Regions from separate parts of the Homo sapiens genome. Here region 1 is linked to region 2. Evidence: chromatin loops called from intact Hi-C (ENCODE). Cell type or tissue: heart left ventricle. All regions are shown on one strand. Each heading gives the region's core, and the rest is flanking DNA. Links, peaks and the distances in the headings are about the cores only.

Evidence for each region. Hi-C counts contacts between places; a loop is a spot of excess contacts. Peaks named below come from ENCODE experiments on the same cell type or tissue, not always from the same donor. Only the 100,000 strongest peaks of a DNase experiment are listed, where the experiment ranks them.
Region 1: a loop joins it to region 2, with 7 times the contacts of the local background. A loop is called at or near these places in 68 of 110 quality-filtered maps.

What each region holds. Positions count from the first base shown.
Region 1 is chr1:154,874,515-154,885,377 of GRCh38, reverse strand. No RefSeq gene overlaps it. Among named protein-coding and RNA genes, the nearest start is that of KCNN3, 9.7 kb to the right of the region's middle. RefSeq lists enhancers at 6,448-6,497, 6,297-6,881, 7,467-8,052. In heart left ventricle, for the core only: CTCF peaks have their summits at 6,490 and 6,693 (motif pointing right); DNase peaks (open chromatin) are centred at 6,727 and 7,537.
Region 2 is chr1:154,752,647-154,764,439 of GRCh38, reverse strand. The region is part of intron 3 of KCNN3 (potassium calcium-activated channel subfamily N member 3); the gene reads left to right. Among named protein-coding and RNA genes, the nearest start is that of KCNN3, 110 kb to the left of the region's middle. RefSeq lists a silencer at 3,559-3,928. In heart left ventricle, for the core only: CTCF peaks have their summits at 3,629 and 3,830 (motif pointing right); a DNase peak (open chromatin) is centred at 3,839; H3K4me3 peaks cover 692 bases; H3K27ac peaks cover 817 bases; H3K27me3 peaks cover 393 bases.

The DNA of each region.
Region 1 (10,863 bases), core at 1,946-9,945, 120 kb before region 2:
GATGTTGGGGATCAGCGAAGGCCTCCTAAAGCAGGATCATTTGAACAAGGCCTTGAGGGGTGAATAAGAGTTCTCTAGGCAACAAATAGAGGGAAATGGAGCCTAAGCTACTTTGGGAATTATTTTTAGAGATGCCTACATGTGCTATGAGGGAAGATAGAATATGTGGATTGTTTATAGACTGTTGTCCTCATTCCAGCCAGGAGACCAGAATGAGGAGTTGAGTTCAAAGGTCTGAACTCACAAAATTAGAATAACTCATTTGTGTCCTGGCTGTTTTCTTACCCCATGTTTAACTAAACATCATGTGTGTTCAAGGCCTCTTTGAATAATGACCCTCTCAACGCTGGATCTTGACCCAAGTTCAGGAACTGGAAACATCTGGATCCTGCTGGGCTAGAAAAACATGTGTGACCCCTAGATCTCTATCCTCACACAGAAAGCAAGGACAGCTTTCAGAAGGGGACTCACAACTGGAAATTCTAACAGGTAAATATTAGTATCATTAAGAAATCTTGCAAAGGTGATTATTAGCCATCTCTTGTCTGTCGAGTTCTGTTGCTTTTCTTTCTTCTCTCCTTTTCTCAGTTTTTCTCTCTCCCCTGTGTCTTTCTCCTCCTTTGCCACATCTGTCTGCCTCTTTCCTTCTCGTCTGTTTTTCTATTCTCTGGTCTCTTGTTCTCGCTCTTTGTCTCTTTCTGTCTCTTGGAGCATTTCTCTGTCTCTCTTGCTTTGCTACCTTTCTCTCTCTGTCTTTCTCTTTCTTGTATCTCTTGCTGACCTTGGGGTCACTCCCTTGGTTTTCTCCATTTAATGGAGCCCCAACTTGCCTTTGATGGCATTTGGGGAGGGCAAAGTTAGTCGGACTCTCTGAACTTGATTGGCCTCCCGTGACAAGGATCTCTTTTCACAGGGTCTGGATTTAAAGTGTGAAAATATAAAGAGCTTTTTCATTCTGACTCGCACATATCCCTACTTGAGCTGAAGCATTTCCAGACAGATAATCATCAGGTTTCCTACAGGAAATTAAAGACCTCAGTACCGTGTAGTTGTTTAAATCACCCGTATTGCCCATTAGGTTTCATGAAAGGCTTTGCTTCCCTGGTATGTGATAGAACAAATCTTTAATAAGATTTTTCCCCCAATTTTTCTAATGAAGTCGGTCGTGTGTGTCCTCTAGATAAGCTCACAATAAGGCCAGCAGGTTCCCATTTTGGTATGAGCCGGTGCCTCACCCCTTCTTATCTAAGCCACAAGGACACGGAGCTGGCACATGTCCTCAGAGTCCACACTGGGAGCTGCCCCGGGGACAAGAACCCCTACAAGTAGGAGCATTCAGACCTCTGGCTGGATTGGCGGATGTGGCCATGCAGTGCCTTCTGTCCAGGAGCCAATGGCACCCCCACTTCTGCCTTAAGCCCCCCGTGTGCCCACACTCCTCTGGTTACCATCTGCTTCAGAGGAAGTCAGGCCCCAGTCTAGCCAAGATGGTACTCCTCCTTCCTTTTCTTGGTGGTTGGTTTAGGTCTGAGCATTTAACCCCCCCTTTTTCATTTTTATTTTTTTTGAGACTGAGTCTTGCTCTGTCACCCAGGCTGGAGTGCAGTGGTGCGATCTCAGCTCACTGCAAACTCCGCCTCCTGGGTTCAAGTGGTTCTCCTCCCTCAGCCTCCCGAGAGTAGCTGGGATTACAGGTGCCCACCACCATACCCAGCTAATTTTTGTATTTTTAGTAGAGACGGGGTTTCAACATGTTGGCCATGCTGGTCTCGAACTCCTGACCTCAGGCAATCTGCCCGCCTTGGCCTTCCAAAATGCTGGGATTACAGGCATGAGGCACCATGCCCCAGCCTAACCCATTCTTTGACCAGTGAGATGCAAAGGAAAGTCTAGGGACTTCTGGGACAAATGTTCTCATTATTAAAGAGATCCACAGCAGGGGGCTTCCCTTCATTGCTGTTGCACTTGAAGGTTGGCAATGGGATGCCTCAGTGTGCCCTGGCTACCTTGTGATCAACCTGCTGAGGATGGCAGAGCAGAAAGTCAGGAAGAGCCAGTGCTCATGGTGACATGTGCTGCCAAGTTAATGACCCCGGGACTGTTCTACCTCTTGAGTTTTTAGTGTGTGAAATAACAAATTTCCTTGTTTTTAAACTCTCTTGAGGTTTTTTTTTTTTTTTGACTGGCAATTGAAAGCATATTAGTAGACACAGACAGGACCACAGAGGTCCAAGATGGGCCCCCATGTCTTCTGAGAGAGGTCTGAGCTCACTGAGAGAAGGGTAGGGTGGGGACAAGCCTTGGGATCGAAGGCCCTGCCTTGGAGCAGTTTGTCGTTCCATGCTATGACAAACCATGGGCAAGAAAACCTCTCTGAGCTGAAGTTTCCTTGGCTCAAAATGAGTATTGAGTGCATCACAGATGCTCAATAATCATCAGCTCTCTTCTCTTCAGGTATGCTTATCTTCCAGTTATTATTATTATTATTTTTTGAGACAGAGTCTCACTCTGTCGCCCAGGCTGGAGTGCAGTGGCATGATCTCGGCTCACTGCAAATTCCACCTCACAGGTTCAAGCAGTTCTCCTGCCTCAGCCTCCTGAGTAGCTGGGATTACAGGCGCCTACCACCATGCCCGGCTAATTTTTGTATTTTTAGTAGAGATGGGGTTTTACCACGTTGGCCAGGCTGGTCTGGAAGTCCTGACCTCAGGTGATCCACCTGCCTTGGCCTCCCAAAGTGCTGGGATTACAGGCATGAACCGCCACAACAGGCCTCTTCCAGTTACTTTTAATGGGACCAAGAGGTGCCAGGTACGGAGAGCTATTTAATGACATTTCAGTGCTGGGGAAATTTTACACAGAGACCATTCTAAGTCCTTTACCCACAGTTGCTCCAAGTACAAATCACGTCTCTAATGCCAGCACCAGTGTTGAGGGGGAGGCAAATACACCCAATTCTCAATTCTCCATGGTGATGAAGAATGTGGATAATTGAAAACAGCAGATAATCCCCGAACCTGCTTTGAGTCACTGACTTCCACCGCCTCCCCCATCATCACTTTTCTGGTGCAGCTGACAAAATGCCACATGCACGCACGTTTCTTCTCTCTCTTCTGGTGGATCACTTGGCAAAGCTGCTTATCCACTTCAAAACCGCCAAGTCTGGGGTGACAGGAGAAGCCAGGGGGCTGAACACCACCTCCCCAGCCAAGAACAGCCTGGAAGCTATACCACTGGGCTTGGCCTTGGAGTGGGTTCTGTCCATCCCTTAGGTTAGTTTGACTTTAATCCCTCCAAGCTCTTCAGGAGGTCAAAGACAAGAAGGCGCAGGATCCTGCAGGTGATAGTGAGCACCAGAGACACTGGGCTCCTGTCCTCAGATGGGCCCTGCCCAGGCCAGCCAGGGCGCAGCTAACTTCACGTGAGCCCAGAGCTCCTTCCTACATGCCACACATTCCTGGAAACCAGGGTGCCTCCCTCTCCCTTTCCTGAGCAATGGCTGGACTAAGGTTAATTGTATTCCTCGAATTTAAAGCTTTTAGAGTTCTGATCCAAGACCCCTTCTCGGTCCGTGAAACCCCTTCATATGAGAGGGATGAAAAGTGAGGAGAGAAGGAAATGAACCTTCATCAGGCACCTGCCTAGCACCATGCCAACCTCTTCACAACTACACTTCACAGGGAGAGCAGATCTTTTCAGCTAGAACTTGTCTAATCTGGAGTAGGAGATACTGGCTGCCTGCTTGTCTCTGGCAATCTGTTCTTCTGGACAATTTCTGCCTTGGTACCAGTACTACACAAATCAACTTCCTGCAGTCTCAGACCCAGGGTTCAGGTCTCTCAGGATTTCTTGCTATCTTGTCCTTTCTCTCTACGGCCAGAAGCTCGTTCGATCAGCTGAGATCCTTGGGTCTGAGGACACTGGATGACCCAAAACTTCTCCATTGGGCAAGGGGGAGTTGACAGCTTACTTGGCCCTAGTCAGGAGATGCAGAAGTGTGCGCCCTGCTGATCACAGTTAAAGCTCACACTGCTAGGAACTGCGGTAGTAAGATGTTAGGGGCTGCGAGGGCGGGCTCCCACCCTTTTTCCTTTTCCTTCTCTAGCCCTCCTGGTGGGCTCAGAAGCTTCTATAATGGAAGTAGCAAGAAGTAAGTAGGAAGCCACTGGCCTTTCTTACTCTCTGAGGCTCACATGTGCCAGTTCCTGGGGCTACCAGGAGGCTTAATCACTGGGTTTGCCGGAGGAGAAGATAGTGTGCTAAGAAAGGAGGATTAGCACTCGCCAGGTCTCCCAGGAGTTCCTGTGTTGGGCCACAGGGATTGCCACAGCAGCACTCTGTCATAAAATCGGCCCTGGGAACACAATTTCGGAAATAATCAGAGGAGGCGAGGTTTCTTAAATTGTAGGAAAAAGCTCCCTGGTTAGAATAATGGCTTCTATTTGGCATCCATTCTCTCTCAGATGTGCAGCCTCATCCATTCCCATTCTGAGGCGTGACTTTCAAACACCAGATGGGAAGAGAGCCAAGACGAGGGTGCTGGGCCTTGGAATCTGAAACTCAGTTATTTCATCCTGGGCAAGTCCCTAGGCCTCTCTGGGTCAGTTTTTCTTTGTAAATTGGGATGATAAAAACTGCCTCACTGAGAGAGACAGTGGTAGATTGAAGGATTTAGAGAAGCCTTCCATCCTGCCCTCCATCTCTCCCTTTCTCTTTATGTATAAATATATATATATGTGTCCACATGGATATACACATATACGTGTGTGTAGGTATCTATATGTATGTGTATGTATGTGTGTCTATATATACGTGTGTGTGTGTGTCTATATCTATCCCAAGGATCTCTGGGATGGAGGTGGGCTTCCCTAGTTCATTCACATTTCCTCCAGGGTTGATGCACGTGGCAGGGGGGATTCTCTGCTGGTGGTCAGGGTGGAGCAAATCTAACTTTGTCCTCCTCATGGCTATGCCCCAATGTCACCAGGCGTTAGGGTCTGCGTGAGACAAGCACAGCCTCCAGAAGGCAAACCCAGTGGCCACAGACATGTGGGGTGAATTGCAGGGCCTAGCGCACTTCCCTCTGTGCCCTCTCTATAAAGGTTTGTGTGGCCCTGCGGGCTCTGGAGGTGAGACCAACTTTGCTCTGCCCAGTAGCATGTGATCTTTGGTTTGGATGCTCCACATTGGACCTATGTCTGTGGCTGTGTAAAGTCTTGTGGCCTTGGTGACTTGGTCTGATGTGTAGGTGGGTAGGTGGGGTGTCACATGAATAGAGGTGACAATGCTCTGATTTCAAGGTGGGGAGCCCAACAGTGAAGGAAAAGTTCTGGTCTAATGGTGGGGACAGAACAGCAGTGACAGTGTCCTGATCCCCTGGAGAGGCTGCTCATGGAGGTGGTATGCCCTGGTCTCATGGCAGAGACCCTGGTAAGGAGCATGCTCTGTTTTCATGGTGGGGAGACTAGCAGTGGTGATAATGATCTGGTTTCCCAGTCGGGACAAACAAGGGGGCCTGTGTGGCAGTGGGGAGCCAGGGTGCTTCTGCCTCAAGGCAGCAGAGTGGCCAGGAATCCAGCTCAGAAAAGTCCTGGACCTGTGGTTCTCAAATTAGAGCAAAATGGCTGTCAAGGTCTTTCCTGCAGTCACTGCCCATGTACACAGCTGTGGCGCCTCTCCTCTCCCTCCTTTTCCACTCAGCATCCCACCTGAGAGACGCTGGCCACAGTGATTAGGTGTCCGATTTGATGGGGGGCCTGTTAAGACGCTATTGCTTTTCTAATTCTGGCTAAATCGACATTGGTTTTGTCAATCTACCTACATAGGTCAAGCTTGTTGCTTCCAATTTCAGGTGATTTCCATCTTGTCACTCTCTCTTTCCCTTCTCAGCCCATCTAATCCTTGGGTTCTCCAGCTGCCCAGTACTTCCTGTGCGGCAGCATCACTGCCTCTGAGGCTCGGCAATTAGAGACTTGGACTCCAGCAGGGAGGGCATCTTCGGATTATTACTGCGGAGGGAGAGCCCGACTGCGGTGTCCATAGCAACCCTCCGGCTGCCACCTTTCCCAGGAGCGAAGGGAGGCAAAACAAGGGCGGGAGGCAGGAGAGGGGCCTGGCCTTCTGCAGGATTCCTGTCAGAGGGCTGGGCACCCAGGTTGCAGCTCCTGACTGTGCCTGGTGGCTGTGCTGAGGGGAGAGGGGGCTTCTTCCCTCGTTTCACAGCAGCAACCGGGAGTGGAGCTGTGTTGGTGGATGCCCCATAGCAACCGAGAGATGATGGACCAGTTGAAGGGGACCATCGCGGAGGCCGGGCTCGAGTCCCGGCTTTGTGCCTGACTCACGAATGAGTACAGGCAAGTCCCCTCCCATCTCCGGAGGTCTTCTCTTGCTAATAGGGTGGTGGGCCTGGAGGCGCCTCTGGCATCCTGTCCAGCCCTCTCATTCAAAGGCTTTATGGTGCCCTCACCCGGGACAGACAACAGATGGTTTCTTCTTCCCCAATGGTGAAAAAACCCAAGGAAGCCTGGGAAATAAGAGCGACTTTTGCAAAATATTCACAGAAGTTGATTCTGGCACCAGATCCAGTCCCTGGGCCTCCATGGAAGGAAGCAGAAAGCTGAGGCCGGGGTTCAGATGCTGTCTGGGGGCTCCCTCGCATCTCCCAAGGTGCCTGGAGTGCGAAGCTATGTGCATACGCCACCAGCAGAGGCCGCCACACTCCTCACAAACCCGCCACAGGTTGCTCTGCCCCCATCCCCATGGGTGAGCACTGACCAGCTCGGACCGCAATCTCAGAGCCAGGGCGGGGCGGGGATCTGCTACTGGCCACCTGGGGTCCAGGGAGGGGCTGGCTCAGGGGGCTGTGGCCTCAACTGCCAGCCGGCCCTGCTCGTCCCTCACTGCCCTCCCTGTGGGAGAGACATCCATCCAGGCCCACGAGACACTGGCCGCCTTCTTCCCTGCTAGGAATCCATGGCTGCTCCGGTCTGGGCCCTCCCTTGGGCTGCTGCTCAGGTGCCTGTTCTGCATTTGGGAAACTGTTAGAGTTTTTTTTTTTTTAAATTATTATTATACTTTAAGTTTTAGGGTACATGTGTACAACGTGCAGGTTTGTTACATATGTATACATGTGCCATGTTGGTGTGCTGCACCCATTAATTCGTCATTTAGCATTAGGTATATCTCCTAATGGTATCTCTCCCCTCTCCCCGGAAACTGTTAGAGTTTTTATTTTCTGTGAGTCGTTTGAGACTGGGGCCAGGAAGCTGATTTATTCAGCAAATCTGAATTGAGAACATGCTCTATGACAGGCCCTGTTTTGGGCACTGGGGTTATAGCAGTGAATAAAATAGACGCAAATCCCACCCTGTGGAGCCAAGTCTCCAGTGGGGGTGGGTGTCATCACCTACACCACAGTGTGGGGCTGGGCAGGACACACGCACCCAGGATGGCAAGTGATGGCTCTCTCTACCGAGTCGGCCCCATGCAGACAGTGGACCTACCCAGACTCTGGGGCCGAGGCTTCCATGCTGAGCCCTTGTCAGTCAGGGGTCTGCACAGACCCCTCTCTTGTACTGGCCAGTGCACGTCGGCAGCACTTCACCGTGTGCAAAGTATGCACCTCCACTGGCTCCCTGTGAGCCCGGCAGGCATCTTGGTGACAGAATGTTGGCAACCTGTGCCCATTTCCCATGCCTTCTTTCCAGACACGGTATCAGCACCTTCCATTCGACCTTTGACTCCCTCAAGTAAATAAACGTTCCCATCCGGACTGACTCATCTGGTTAGAACAACAAGTTCCTACACCAAAGCCTCAGAGAAGGGGTCAGGAGACACATTTTAAAATGTATCTCAGTTTTCACAAGACAACTGTGCAGGAGGTGTGAACGATCCCAGTTTCACAGGCTCAGAGGGGCGCACCTTGCTCGTCATGGTCCCTGGCAGGAAAATGGCAACTCGGAATCAGATGGACCGATTCCCAGCCCAAGACTGCTCTGGTGCCTGGCCTGGCCTGGCCACTCCACTGTCTTCTCTCCATGTTAGGGCCATCCTGGCCTCTGCAGAGTTTTAGAAGCAGAATCACCAACCTTTGTCCAGACAGATCTCCATGGAGCTGCTCTTTTGAAACCTTTTCCCACTCCTGTTGTTAGAGGGGGTTTCATGGAGGACCTGGGTGGGAGTGGTGGGCAGGAGGGATACTTTCTCTGGAAAGCAATGAAGTTCAGTAGCAGAGGCTGAGTGGAGAGGTTGTGACCTCTCAGAGCGCATAGACCTGTGTGGCTCATGGCTTGGACTCTCCCCTCCCACTGTGAACAAGAGCAGGCCAGTTAACCTTCTCTGAAATTTGACTCAGTTTCTTCATCTATAGAATGGGCATACTAACTTTACTCCCTGGCGTGTTGGAACCATGAATGCCCACAGTTGGCCCTCAGTAAATGCTCCAAGTGTAGGGAGTCAGGCCGTATGTCCCCTTTACCTTGACACTCAGATGATGCAAAAGAGCTCCAGTTTTTCTTTAGCAAAGCAGAGTATGGGGAGGAGCCTGTGTGAAGCTGAAGACTCCTTGGCACCCATAGGTGGCTGAGAGTTGTTGGTGCGTGGCCAGGGGACAGGTGACATGCTGTAGTCCTACCTTGCTCCTCAGATCATGGCTTGCAGGGGCAGGGGTTAGGTGGGCATTCATTATAAGAGGCTTCACCCAGGGTCTAGACATCCAGGGACTCTCAGGAAAGAAGTGTGGACAGAAGGCCTACACTTACCAGTTGGCATTCCTGGTGGCCAGCCGGGCAAGTAAGGGGCAAGTAATGTGTCCTGGGTCAAAGTGCCCAAACTCTCAGTCAGGCTAAACTCACTCACCCTCTTACCTGCTTATGTATTCAACACACAATTTGGGTGCAGCGTGAAGTGCAGTGTTTTGTGTGTGTGTGTGTTTTCCAATTTATACCATAAGCTCCTGTCACCAAGGAGCTTATGGTGTCAATTAAAATCAGGGAAATTAGCCAGGCGTGGTGGCGGGCGCCTGCAATCCCAGCTGCCCGGGAGGCTGAGGCATGAGAATCGCTTGAACCTGGGAGGCGGAGGTTGCAGTGAGCCAAGACTGAGATCGCGTCACTGCACTCCAGCCTGGGCAACAGATTCTCTCTCTCTCTCTCTGTATATATATATGATAAAATCAGGGGAGAGAAGACATATATCTATAGACAACACCAGTACAAAGCAAGAGGTGAACAGTGTCCCCAGAGAGATACAATAAAGTGCCAAGGGAATTCGGAAGAGGGAGATAATGTCAAATTGAGGGAGGAGAGGAGGGGAGGTCAGGGAAAGCTCTGGGCAGGGGTGGCACTTGTGCTGCTCCCTAAATTCTCACAGGACAGGACACAGAGCAAGAGGTGGGCTGGAAGGGCTTTCCAGGCAGAATGGATGGGAAAGAGCACAGACAGACCCAGGTTCAAATCCATGCCTAACTGGTGACCTTGAGCAAACTACTGAAACCTTTCTAAACTCTAGTTCATGGGAGTAAGAGTGGCAACGATGAGGCAATAGAACCTCCCCAGCCAGCCTTCCAGGGCTGCCAAGAGTTGCAAATGAAATATTTTACATAAAAGCAGTTGGAAAACTATAAAGTGCTCTGCAAACACAGGATTTGTTTTTATTATTGGAGCATTAATTAATCCAGTAATGAAGCTCCTAGATAAGAACACAGTAATGACTGAACCCACATGGGCTAATGAGCTGTTCAGCCTAAAGCTGTCCAACCATTCAGAGTCTGAGAAAGGGGGTGGTTAATCTTTATGACCCTATCCTTACCAGGTTAAGGGTATCCCTCCAACACCACTGGCTTTTCTAGAAAACCTGCCATTATCTGTCATTTGTGTCTAAACTCCCTCCATCCATCCATCCATCATCCATACATCCATACATCCACCCATCTATCCTCCCATTCATCCGTCCGTTCATCCATCCATCCATCCACCCACCTATCCACCCATCCACACGTCCATCTGTCCATCCATCCTACTATCCATCTGTCTAATAAATCTTTTTTTTTTTTTGTGATGGAGTCTTGCTCTGTTGCCTAGGCTGGAGTGCAGTGGTATGGTCTTGGCTCATTGCAACCTCCGCCTCCTGGGTTCAAGCAATTCTCCTGCCTCAGCCTCCTGAGTAGCTGGGATTACAGGCGCTCGCCACCACGCCCAGCTAATTTTTGTATGTTTTTTTTTAGTAGAGACGGGGTTTCACCATGTTGGCCAGGCTGGTCTTGAACTCTTGACCTTGTGATCGGCCTCCCAAAGTGCTGGGATTACAGGCGTGAGCCACCAGGTCCGACCAATAAATCTTTAATGAGTAATTCATAGCCAGGCACCGTGATCAGTGTTGGGGATACTGAAAAAATTTAGAGCCCTTTTATGCAGGTCACAGCCTGTGGGAAAGACAGCCATATAAACCATGAACCACTACTTTTCTTAAACCTATTTTCAGTTAGTTCTACCTTTTGGGGATAACAAGGTCTACAGACAATAGATTATGGAATTTTAAAGCTGAGTGATCTTAGAAATCATCTTTTTTATCTCACTATTTTACGGATGAGGAAATTGTGTTTATGATTTGTTGTGAAAAGTACTGTGACTTTCCCTTACTTGCCTTCAAATGACCTCATCCAGGTTTCAAGTTTAGTCAGTTCGATTAATCTTTACTAAGCATCTATTGTAAGCGGCTCTTCGGAAGAGCTGCAGTACAGCTGTGAAGAAGACATCATCCCTGCCCTCAAGGAGGTCATGGTCTATGGGCAAAGGACACATATGGAGATAACAGCTGTGTTGCTCCGTAGAGGCCCTGTTAGCACAGGGCACTGAAAATACAGAA
Region 2 (11,793 bases), core at 101-8,100:
CTGCATTCTGTATATGAGGATGTTGAGACACAGAGAGGTTGAGCGATGTGCCTCAGGCCACAGAGCCAGCAGACTTGAGACTCCAACACCAGCCTGAGAGCCTTTTCCCTACCCTGAAAACATATACCTCCCATGCCACATCAGAGCCCACATAGCTAAGACAGAAAAAATAAAGGAAGCAGGAAGGAAGAATTTCAATACAAAGTATGAAAGAAGATCAGAGAAAAACAAACTTAAAATTTATAACAATCAACATAATTGTGTTTACCTCCTTGTTAAAAGTAAATGTCTCTTAGATGAGATTTAAAAGCAAAATTTAATTGCATGCAATTTACAAAAGAAGTACCTAGAACAGAAGGACCCAAAAATAAATGAAGAGCAAAGATTTATTAGGTAAGTACAAATCAGATGGCAAACGAATAGAAATTCTCATTTTAAACCAAAATGAATTCAAAACAGAAATCATTAAATTGTCCAAAAGAACCATTTAATATGGATAAAAGTGCTATATACAGTAAAACTGTGAATTTTATACAAAAAATGAGATTGATAATCTGAATTTTTAAATGTTTAAATTAATTGAGCACTTTGTAGCCTATAAACAAACATCTTCTTTTTAAGCATCCAGGGAACACTTTAAAAAATTGATCAACTTCTTGGTCACACATTTCAAAACATCAGAAAAGTTGCTCGGGCTGTATTCTCTGACCACAAGCCTATAAAACTCCAATTAAAGGACAACTTTTTGGTGGGACTTTTAAAGCAATCTCCTCAATTACAACAGAGAATTCAAAACTACCGTTAAAGGCTATTAGAAAATTACAACAATGATGACCCTGTACGTAAAAACTCAGGATGTGACCAAAGGTGTACTCAGATGAAAAACATCCTTAAAGTTTTTCAGGCACAATGGTGTGCACTGATAGCCCCAGCTACTTGGGAGGCTGAGGTGGGAGGATCACTTGAGCCTAGGAGTTCGAGCCAGTAGTGGACTATGATTGTGCCTGTGGATAGCCACTGCCTCAGCCTGGGCAACATAGGGAGACCCCATTTTTAATAACAAAAACAGAAAAAAATGAACAGAGAAAATAACTGAATCCATTAGAAGAACAAAACAAACCTCAGGAGGGAAGATTAAGTTTATAACAAAGGCAAAGATAGGAATTAATGAATTTAAAAACCAGAAAAACATAATTTATAAATCCAAAAGATACCAACTTCTAAAATATAAATTTAATTGAGAAAAAAGAAAACACAAAATTAGAAATTTTAATGGAGAATAACTACTGATTCTTAGGATGTTTTAATAAATAAGTGAGAATAGCTTAACTTTTTTTGAAAGAGAAGACCATTGAGGGGGCTTTCTCTACTAGATATTAAAATGTATTATAAAACTGAAAGTAATTAAGTCCCTCTGGCATTACTGAAAAATCAATAATGACAGATCAATGAAACCTAATGGAAAACACTGAAATAAACCCTACTATGTTAGAACCCAATATACGAGAAAGAAAACCAACTGGGAAGCGATAGATTATTCAATAAATGGTAATGGAGAAATTGGAAGCTTGGATGAAAAATCAAATTGGAACCCTAGCTCTCACCAGCCACCAAAATAAATTCCAGGTGGATTAAAAAGTCAGATGTAAAAGAAGAAACCATGAGCAAGCTCCAGAAAACAAAGTGAATATTTAATCAGCCCTGAGAGGAGAAAGAACTGTTAAGCATAAAATCTCAGAAGAAACATGAAGGAAAAAACTGGTGTGTTTGATTACATCATACACACAATTTTAGATTTCAGTCCCTCAAAAAATATGAACTTATTTAAAGAGCAAATGTTATGCTAGAAAAAGTATTTGCAGCAAACATGACAAGAGGTAAATATCCCTATTATACAAAGCAGTCTTAGAAACTAATCAGAAGAACTTATCTCCCCAGTGAAAAAAATAGGCTGAAGATAAGGCCAACTACAAAGGAAGAAATACAAAAAGCCAATAAAATAAAACACACAACACATATTCAGTCCCTCTAATCAAAGAACTGCAAATTATAACTACAAGGAGAATTACTTTTTCCCCTCTGGAGTTGACAAAATTTTAAATAAATATAACTCAGTGCTGGAGAATCTTCTTATTGTTGGCGGTGGGCGGGCATGGGGTTGTCTTACGCTGAGGGCAAGAAGGAAATTAGACCATCTTTCTGGAAAACAATTTAACAATTTGTCACAGGAGCCTTGAGTTTGTAACTTTGATCCAGGAATTCTCTTTCTAGGAAGCTATTTTAATAGAATAATCAATTTACATCAAACCTCTTCTGCATGGTGCAGTTTATAATAGAAAAGAATGAGAAACCAAGTAAACATCTAGGATTTCAATGGCTAAACAAGTATGGCACATCCATATGATGGGTAGTTAGCAAGAATTTTAAAAAATCAAATCAACGTGTTTGTTTTCGTTTTTGTTTGTTTGTTTGTTTGTTTGTTACTTCGTTGTTTGTTTTTGATGCGGAGTCTCATTCTGTCGCCCGGGCTGGAGTGCAGTGGCGCCATCTCGGCTCACTGCAGCCACCACCTCCCGGGTTCAAGCAATTATCTTGCCTCAGCCTCCCGAGTAGCTGAAATTACAGGCACCTGCCACAACGCCTGGCTAAGTTTTTGTATTTTTAGTAGAGACGGAGTTTCTCCATATTGGCCAGGCTGGTCTTGAACTCCTGGCCTCAAGTGATCCACCTGCCTCGGCCTCTCAAAGTGCTGGGATTACAGGCGTGAGCCACCGCGCCCGGCCTAAAAATCAATCTTTTGAAAATTACAGTAAGGTAGGAAAATATTCATGATGTAATATTTGAAAAAGGAGCGTACAAAATAGCATTATGTAGGATATTACCGATTTATAGATAGGTGCAGAAATACCTGGAAAATACATAGAAACATTAAGTTGATTTCTTTGTGTTACATGTAATATTTATTTATTTATGAGATAGAGTCTCGCTCTGTCATCCGGGCTGTAGTGCAGTGGCGCAATCTTGGCTCACTGCAACCTCTGCCTCCTGGGTTCAAACTATTCTCATGCCTCACCCTCCTGAGTAGCTGGGATTACAGGCGTGCGCCACCATGCCCGGCTAATTTTTGTATTTTTAGTAGAGATGGGTTTTCGCCATGTTGGCCTGGCTGGTGGTCTGCAGCTCCTGGTCTCAGGTGATCCGCCCGCCTCAGCTTCCCAAGGTGTACATGTGATTTTCATACATGTAAACATTAAGTTGATTTCTTATGACGTTACATGTGATTTTTTATTACTTTTTATTGTATTTTCAACAATGAGAATGAATATACATATATAAATTTTTAATGGAAAGAGGTAGCATTTGTTTTTACACACTTGACGAAGCCCCTCATCTTCCATAGGAACTCATGTTTTACATCAACGCGGGGTGGAAAGTAAAGCTGAATGGCTCAGTTTTTACACATAATTTTCTCTAACAAGCGCAATGCAAGTTCCGTCTTGAAGGGCTCTCTTCCGACCCGTCGGCCAGTGGCCTTGGTGGACAGGGCCGCGGGGCGCCTTTGCGGGGCCGGAGTGCTTCTTCGCGGGCGCGCGCCTCCCTTGGAGCCCCTCTGCGGCCGGCCGCTTATGGGAGCGCCCGAGCCGGCGTGCGGGCAGGTGGAGCTCCACAGGGGACGTGTGATCGAGGCAGGCGCCACTGGCTCTTCAGTAGCCTCCCGGGCGTCCCCGCGGTGTTGCGGGGTCCGGTGGGGAGAGGCCGCGAGTCCGCGGGTGGTTCCCGCGCGGCCAGGCGGTCGTGGAGAGGCCGGGGCCCGGGAGAGGCCGAGGCTCGCTCCGCCAGGGGGCGCAGGGAGGGCCAGGTGGGCGGTGTCCCCACCTGCAGGGACTCGCTGTGGAGGAGCAGAGCGTTCAGGTTTCCTCTCGCTGTGGCGACAGCCGGAGCGGCTTCAGGGCTGGGCCGGCGGCTCCAGGGCTGCTGCTAGCTCCTGGCTCCTGTCTCGAGTGGGATCCCATTCTGATTTCACCTGCGTGATTCACAGTCTCCAGTCCCACTCCGCGGCCGCTTTCTCGTTCTGTGATCTCGTATTCAGCCGTTCTTTCCTCTTCCTCATTGGCAGTATTTTTGTGCCCTTTGACACTTAAACTGCTCATTCGTGGCTAGTTTTTTTCGTACTTTTATATTAAATAATTATACATGACTTAGCTATTATAAGTAATGGCTGATATCTCTTAGAAAGGAGAATCAAGAAATAGGGAAATTATTAGCCAGCGTGGTGGCGCGCACCTGTAATCCCAGCTACTCGGGAGACTGAGGCAGGAGAATCGCTTGAACCTGAGAGGCGGAGGTTGCAGTGAGCCAAGATCGCACCATTGCACTCCAGCTTGGGAGACAAGAGTGAGACTCCGTCTCAAAAAGAAAGAAAGAAGGAAAAGAAAGAGAGGAGAAAGAAAGTGGGAGAGAGAGAGAAAATAAAATAAAAAAGAAACTGGTAAAGCAAGGAAAATTTCCATAAAATTTGCATTCTGAAGCACTAAGTTTGGGACTGTGGGTGCAAAGTGAAATCCATATTGCATTGAGAAACCATTCCATTTTTTCAGTCAAGTCAATCCCCAAATTATTCCAAATTATTTGCTGCATTACACCAAACCTGGGTTTCCCTTCACTCTCTTCTGCTGGGAAGTCACCAGTGTCTTTTGTCTCCAGGATTTTTGCCTTAGGGAGACCCAGTTAAATGCCAGGGTTCCTTCTTTAACTGGGGAGGACTATCTGACCTTTGTCACTGGAATGAATTCCTTCCCAAGTCTGCCAAAGATGGTACACAGTGACAGTTAGTGCCATGCTGGGTGTGTAGGAGAGAAGTGACTTCCTTTCCTACAGCGGATGCCTAAGGGCATGGGGCTTCATTCTCACCCGCTCCCCCACCCACCTCCTTGGAGGGGCTGAGGTAAGGAAAAGGAAGGGGTTCCTGTAAGTGACGTCAGCCACATCTATTTGTGGGCTGACATTAGTCAAGCAGGAAATCCATATTCTGTCAGCTTTTCCATCCTTCAACTTTGGGGTTGTTTTGTTTGCCCCTCGTGATCCCATTGTGCCCTACATTTCCGGTGCAGACCCCTCCCTCAAAGGACGGGCACCTCAGCTCCACAGGGCCCCTTCTCCATGAGTTTGGTGTCCTAGGCTGGCTCTCAGGAGCGCAGCTCTTCACCCCCCTGTGTTTCCCCTGCCCTCCACTGCCAGCTTGGGGCCCCCGCGCCAGGCTGGGGTAAAGCCCTGCATTCCTGGCTCACATAGCGCAGCTGCTAGAAGGGTTTTTAAAAATGTGATTTTTTTTGGCCGGGCATGGTGGCTCACACCTGTAATCCCAGCACTTTGGGAGGCCAAGGTGGGCAGATCACCTGAGGTCAGGAGTTCCATACCACCCTGGCCAACATGGCGAAACGCTGTCTCTATTAAAAATACAAAAATTAGCCCAGTGTGGTGGTGAGCGCCTGTAATCCCAGCTACTCACGAGGCCGAGGCAAGAGAATCGCTTGAACTCAGGAGGTGGAGGATGCAGTGAGCCGAGATCACACCATTGCACTCCAGCCTGGGCAACAGAGCAAGACTCCATCTCAAAAACAAAAACAAAAACAAAAACAAAAACAAAACGATGTTCTCCTTCCATTTAATACAGACTCCTCTGTTCCCTGAGACTTGGCCCCAGTCCCCCAGAGGCTGAGCTGAGAGGGAATATGGGTGAGACATGCCATATTCCTTGAGTACCCCACCTCGTTCCATTCGGTCTGGATGCCTGCTTGCCCCCCACTGCACAGAGAGTTTAAGGGCAGCCAAAGTCCCCTGGCTGCCTTTGAGTAGTGGCCCTGGAAGCCTGCTGGCCCTAACACACCTGGTCATTTTGTTTTCCCAAAAGGCGCCTGGGAGCCGCCTGGTAACACAGCCCCTGCGGGCCCTCTCAGACAGGGCCAGACATGCTGCAACGGGCCCAGATGGGCTCTGACACTCCCACAATAGAGGGGGCACAGAACTTAGTAAAACTCCTTTTAAATATCTTAAACATGTTTCAGCTGAGCCAAGGGGAAAACACCTAGTACACAGTGGCAATCGCACCAGCACAGGATCCATCCTGTGATCAGGACTGCCTGAACTCAGGGTGGAAAAACTCGGTTTGACCCCTGGTTCTACCATTAACCTTGCACTTGTACTTAACCTGACCAGAGTCATGCAGCCTCTTTTGAACACCCTCTGGGACACTACTTTAAAAGACTATCCAATCCATTTGCAGACAGCTCTGACTTAGAAATCTCTTCCTATTATTGGTTAATATTGGTTAAAACGTGTAGTTTCTGTCTTGGGTCCTAACTCAGTTCTCTGGGTCCGCACGAAAGAAGTTCAAGTACCATAGGCTGGCGGTTAAGCCATTGACCTCTGGGAAGATGTGAGCGTGGAGCCTTGCTTATGCTCTTACTAGCAGGTGACGTTGGGCCAGGAAAGGGGATAATTCACAAAAAGCCCTTAGCACAGTGTAGAACATTTAGCACACGGTGAGTACCCAGTGAAGCAGCCAGGTATTTCTTTTTCTACTGAAGGTCCCTTGAGTATCCAAAGTCAGGTTGAATCTTCTCTGCTCCAACCCAGTGGTCTCCAGTCCCCTCAACCATTGTCACAGGACTTCTGGTCAGACTCCACCCTCTCGCTCACTCTCCTCCCCTGGTCATCAGTGTCCTCATGAAGCGAAGGCCCCAGAACGAACATAGTGCCCCAAGTGTTAGGCATCCTCCCATTTCCTCGGCATTATTTTCCTTTTAATGCAGCCTGAGAGTGGCCCATATTCTTAGGGCAAAGGGCTCCCAGGCATAATGGCCTGGGAATTAGGGAGCGAGACCCAGGGCCCATCTCTGTTTAGATTGGGCACTCTTGACAGTTCCATTCTATAGCCCCATGCTCTATTGTTAACTTTTCTTCAATACAATTGTAAGGGCCTTGTTTAGCCTGAATCCTGCAGGGAGCAACTTGCACCCTTGTTCCACATGGCCACTACCAGATAAGAGCCACAGCTCAGTAAGGCCAGAGGAGTGGTTCAGCCACGTGGGAACCAGCCAGGACTCAAAGAGACAAGAGGCTCCTGTCCTGTTTCCAGCTTTAGCAAGGGAGTTGAGGGCTGGCCTGAAGTCCATTTCTCTCTGCCTTAGTTTTCCTGCTGATAAAAGCAATAGTTAGTTTCTCAGGCTCCCGCAGATTTCTCAACAGATTGTTTGAGCACTGAAGTTGAGATCTCTCCTGCTCTCTGGACACATCTCATACTGATTCCCCCCATACCCTATTTCCTACACAGGTCTGTCCTTTACCTGGACATTCTCCCTCCTCTGCCGTTTCCCTTCATCATGCTTGCTCCCGGAGAATGCAGGCACTCTCACAGGAATGCATCCATGCATCCCAAGTGGAGCATTGAGCCACGCCTCTCTCTGAGCTGCAGTGCTCTCATGAGAGACTTGCTAAATAATAATACTGTTATGTATAGGTGTGGAGCTCTGCTATTCACCAGGCACTGTGCTAGGAATTAAATATATCTTAAAGCATAAAACACACATGATTTTTTCCCTCATGGGCTTACAGTCTACCAGGGAAGACAGGTAACAAGTAAGGAAACAAAAAGTAGATAATTTCAAATCTATGACATATACTGTGAAAGTGGAAAAAAGAAGTTTGCAATGATTCTTTTTTAAAAAAAAATTTATGGCATTGGATTGGGATCCTACTCATCTGGGGCCTGCTTGGAGGTGTCTCTGGGGAGGTGATGCTTCAGCTGAGGTCTGAAGGATGAGAGGAAATGAGCCCTTCACAGACCAAGAGGGTGAGCCTTCTGAGAAGAATGAGAAGACTGCACCAAGGCCCTGAGCTGGCAAGGAGCCGGGGGGAAGGAGTCACTGGAAGGAGAGTAAACAGATGAAGGGGGGTGTGGCAGGGACTGAGCCGCAGAAGGGGGCAGGAGGCTGAAAGTGAAGGGCCCTGAGTGCCATGTTGTGGGGTTGAACCTAAGTGCAGTGGAAAGCCTTTAAAGAGTTTTATCTTTTTATTTACTTGTTGTTTCTTCTTCTTCCTCCTCCTCTTCTTCTTTTTCTTCTTCTTCCTCTTCCTCTTCCTCCTCCTCCTCCTTTTCATCGTCGTCGTCTTCTTCTTCTTTGCCTTTGCCTTCTTGTTCTTCTTGCTCTTCCTCCTCCTCTACCTCCCCAACCCCTCCTCCTCCCCTCCCCATCCTCCACCTCTTCTTCTCTTCTTCTTCTCCTCCTTCTTCTTCCTCCTCTTCCTCCTCCTCATCTTCCTCTTCCTTCTTCTTCCTTCTTCCTTCTTTCCCCCTCCTCCTCCTCCTTCTTCTTCCTCTTCCTCTTCCTCCTCCTCCTCCTTTTCATCATCGTCTTCTTCTTCTTTGCCTTTGGCTTCTTGTTCTTCTTGCTCTTCCTCCTCCTCCACCTCCCCAACCCCTCCTCCTCCTCCCCTCCCCATCCTCCACCTCTTCTTCTTCTCTTCTTCTTCTCCTCCTTCTTCTTCCTCCTCTTCCTCCTCATCTTCCTCTTCCTTCTTCTTCCTTCTTCCTTCTTTCCCCCTCCTCCTCCTTCTTCTTCTTTGCCTTCTTCTTCTTCCTCCTCCTCCTCCCCTCTCTCTCTCCTCCTCCACCTCTCCTCCTCCTTCTTCTTCTTTGCCTTCTTCTTCTCCTTTTCCTTCTTCCTCTTCCTCTTCTTCTTCTCCCTTCTCCTTCTCCCTCTCTCCCTCTTTCTTCCTTCCTTCCTTTCTTCTTTCTTTCTTTTCTTTCTTTCCTTCCTTCCCTCCCTCCCTCCCCCTCCCTCCCTCCCTTCTTTCTTTCTTTCTCTCTCTCTCTTTCTTTCTTTCTTCCTTCCTTCCTTTCCTTTCTTCTTCTTTCTTTCTTTCTTTCTTTCTTCCTTTCTTTCTCCCTTTCTTCCTTCCTTTCTTCCTTTCTTTCTTGTCTCACTTTGTCACCCAGACTGGAATGCAATAGCATGATGACAGCTCACTGCAGGCTTTAACTCCTGGGCTCAAGCAATCTTCCCACTTCAGCCCTCTGAGTAGCTGGGACTACAGGCATAAGCCACCATGCCTGGCTAAATACAAAAATTTTTTGGCGACAGAGTCTCTCTATGTTGCCCAGGCTGGTCTTAAACTCCCAGCCTCAAGCAATACTCCCACTTCAGGTTCCCAAGTATTAGGATTATAGGTGTGAGCCACCATGCCTGGTGCTTTTGAAGGGTTTTAAATAGGAGAGTAATACAATATGGTTGCTTCTAAAAATATTACTTTGGCATCTTTGTGAGTAAATTGGAGGTGGCAAGAAAACTACTAGGAGGACTAAAAAGGCTACTGCAGCAGGCCAGGCAACAGACAAAAGTGACTTAGAAGGGCGGTGGTGGCGGTGTAGAGTTCTTGAATACATCCCTGCACCATGCCAAGTTTTATATACATCTTCTCCTGTACTGATGTCCCACGCATCAAATCTGTGATCAAACTCATCATGTTGCCCCTAAATTCTCTCTCTGCTTCTCTGTTTGTGTCTTCTTTTTCTCAGGAACTTTACCCGTTAGTATTCGTTTTAGGCTGCAAGTGATAGGAAACCCAAAACAACAATAGCTTAAACAAAACAGAAGTTCTGTCTGACGCCAAAGAAGTCCGGAAAGGTGTCTATAGCAGGTATGCTGCTCTATGGCATCATCAGGGACGCAGGCTCCTTCTCCCTTGTTGCCCTGCCATCGTTGGTACGTGGCTTCTTCCTCATACTTCAAGAAAGCTGCTGGAGCTCCAGCCATCCCACCTACCTTTTAGCCATCAGGAAAGAGAAATGGACAAAATAAGGTTGTTTCTTTCTTGTTAAGGACATTTCCTCGAAGTAACACATGTCACTTTCATTTACATCCGTTGGTCATTCACATGGCGGGAAAATGTAGTCTTTATTATTGGTAATCATTGCTCCTTCCTGGGCGCTCTTACTAATGAAGAAGAGGAGACGTGCTGTTGGGCTGCAACCATCTCTCAGGCTCAAATCGTTCCCCATCCTTATGCCACTCCCAGCCCCATTTCCAGCCCTCTATTTAGGCACCAAGCTCTATGGTTCTTATTCTGCGGTGTCGCTTGAAGTCATCTCTTCCTGCTACCTCCCTGACACAGATCCCTGTCATCTTACACCAGTTTACAGAAGTAGCTTTTCTGGCTTCCAGTTACCGTTCCTACTATTACCCCTCAAAAACCTTCAATTGCTCCCTCTAGAAGATTAAGTCCATATTTTTAAATTTAGTGACCAAGGCCCTCCATCATGCAATTCCAGTCAACCCATGATAAAACCGGTTTGGTTCAATTTTAGTAACATCAGCAACAATGGTAATAATGATACTTTGCATTCCTACATGGAAGGTTTTATTGCTCACAGAAGGGACAGCACATGGCCCCTGGAGTCAGAAACGTGCGCTCATAGCCTGGCTTGACAACGGACCAGCTGTGCGATCCTGGGCAAGTCACCTGCCCTCTATTAAATAAGCACCTGCGACTGGCTGGTTCCTGATAAACCCTGAGCCCTTTCCTTTCCTGGGCCTCTTTCTTGGGATCTGTAGATAGGAAGTAAGCCTGGTCTACCTGCTTCCCAGGGGATTAGGAAGTTCAAACAAGAGGAGACCTGAACAGCTGGGGGAAACATAAAACACTGGACATCCTCTTCTGTTTTTCACCACGACCCTATGAAGTGAGCAGGCAGGACGGGGAACCCACGGTCCCTATTTCGTGGATGAGGATGTGGTGGCTCAAGGAGGCTCATGATCTGCCCTGGCCCTGACTTGTAGGGCAGTGGAGGAGGCCTGGGCCCTTGGGACCCCGATCGCCTGTGGCAGGGCTTTTGGGGTATGTGTTCCACTGGGGAGGTGTGTTACAGAGTGAGTCTGTGTTGAGACAAAAGGAGAAAGAACATAAGACGCAAAGTTTTTCTTTCAGCTTGGACTGTGCAGTCATTTTCTAATTTCTTTGAGGTCATGCTGTTTGGTACCTAGGAAAGGAATTGTGATTGGTGTTCTAGAAAAACAGTGATTTTTAGGGGGAAGCCACTGCCTATTAGTAAGTACAGGCAGAAGCGGCTCATTGTCCTTGAATGCCATGATGTCTGTTTTCGAGGGGTGGGGTGGGGTCTGGTGACTGGCTAGACTTTTTTGGAGAAAATGTATAACAAACTTAATAAAGTAAACATCTATGTTGTCAAACTTACTGAGTTAAGTAGATGTGAATATAGTTAACTGAGTAGTAGCTTTAGAATTATTTTGTCAAGTTTAACATGTGAAATTGTTCCCACTTAGTTACCAGTATTCTTAAATTGTCTTGTTTATAATTTAAACTGTGCATTTTATTTAGAGAGTAAATGTGTCTGGAGGCTTTTCATTATTTCAGAAATTAGAGGATAGATTCCTGAGGTGCCCGGCCTGTCCCTGAGGCCACGTGATGCAGAACTGGAGGCAGGTGAGTCTGAGCCGGGTGCTCGGAGCCTAGTCAAGGGTGACCACAGGCCGAGGGAGGAGAAACTTCTGACATGCAGTGTCCTCATAGGAATGCTTTGTGGTGTTATCTCCATTTCCCTGATGGAAAAACTGAGGCCAAGAGCAGTGGGGTAACTCCCCCACCATAGTGTGGAGTTGCTTAATTGCCTCGCCCCCAGCAGGGGGCATGTCTGTGTGATAATGTCTGCTACAGTGCCCAGCCTCTGTAGGAGGCTAGGAATTGTTTTTTAATAAATAAGGAGCACTATCTTCG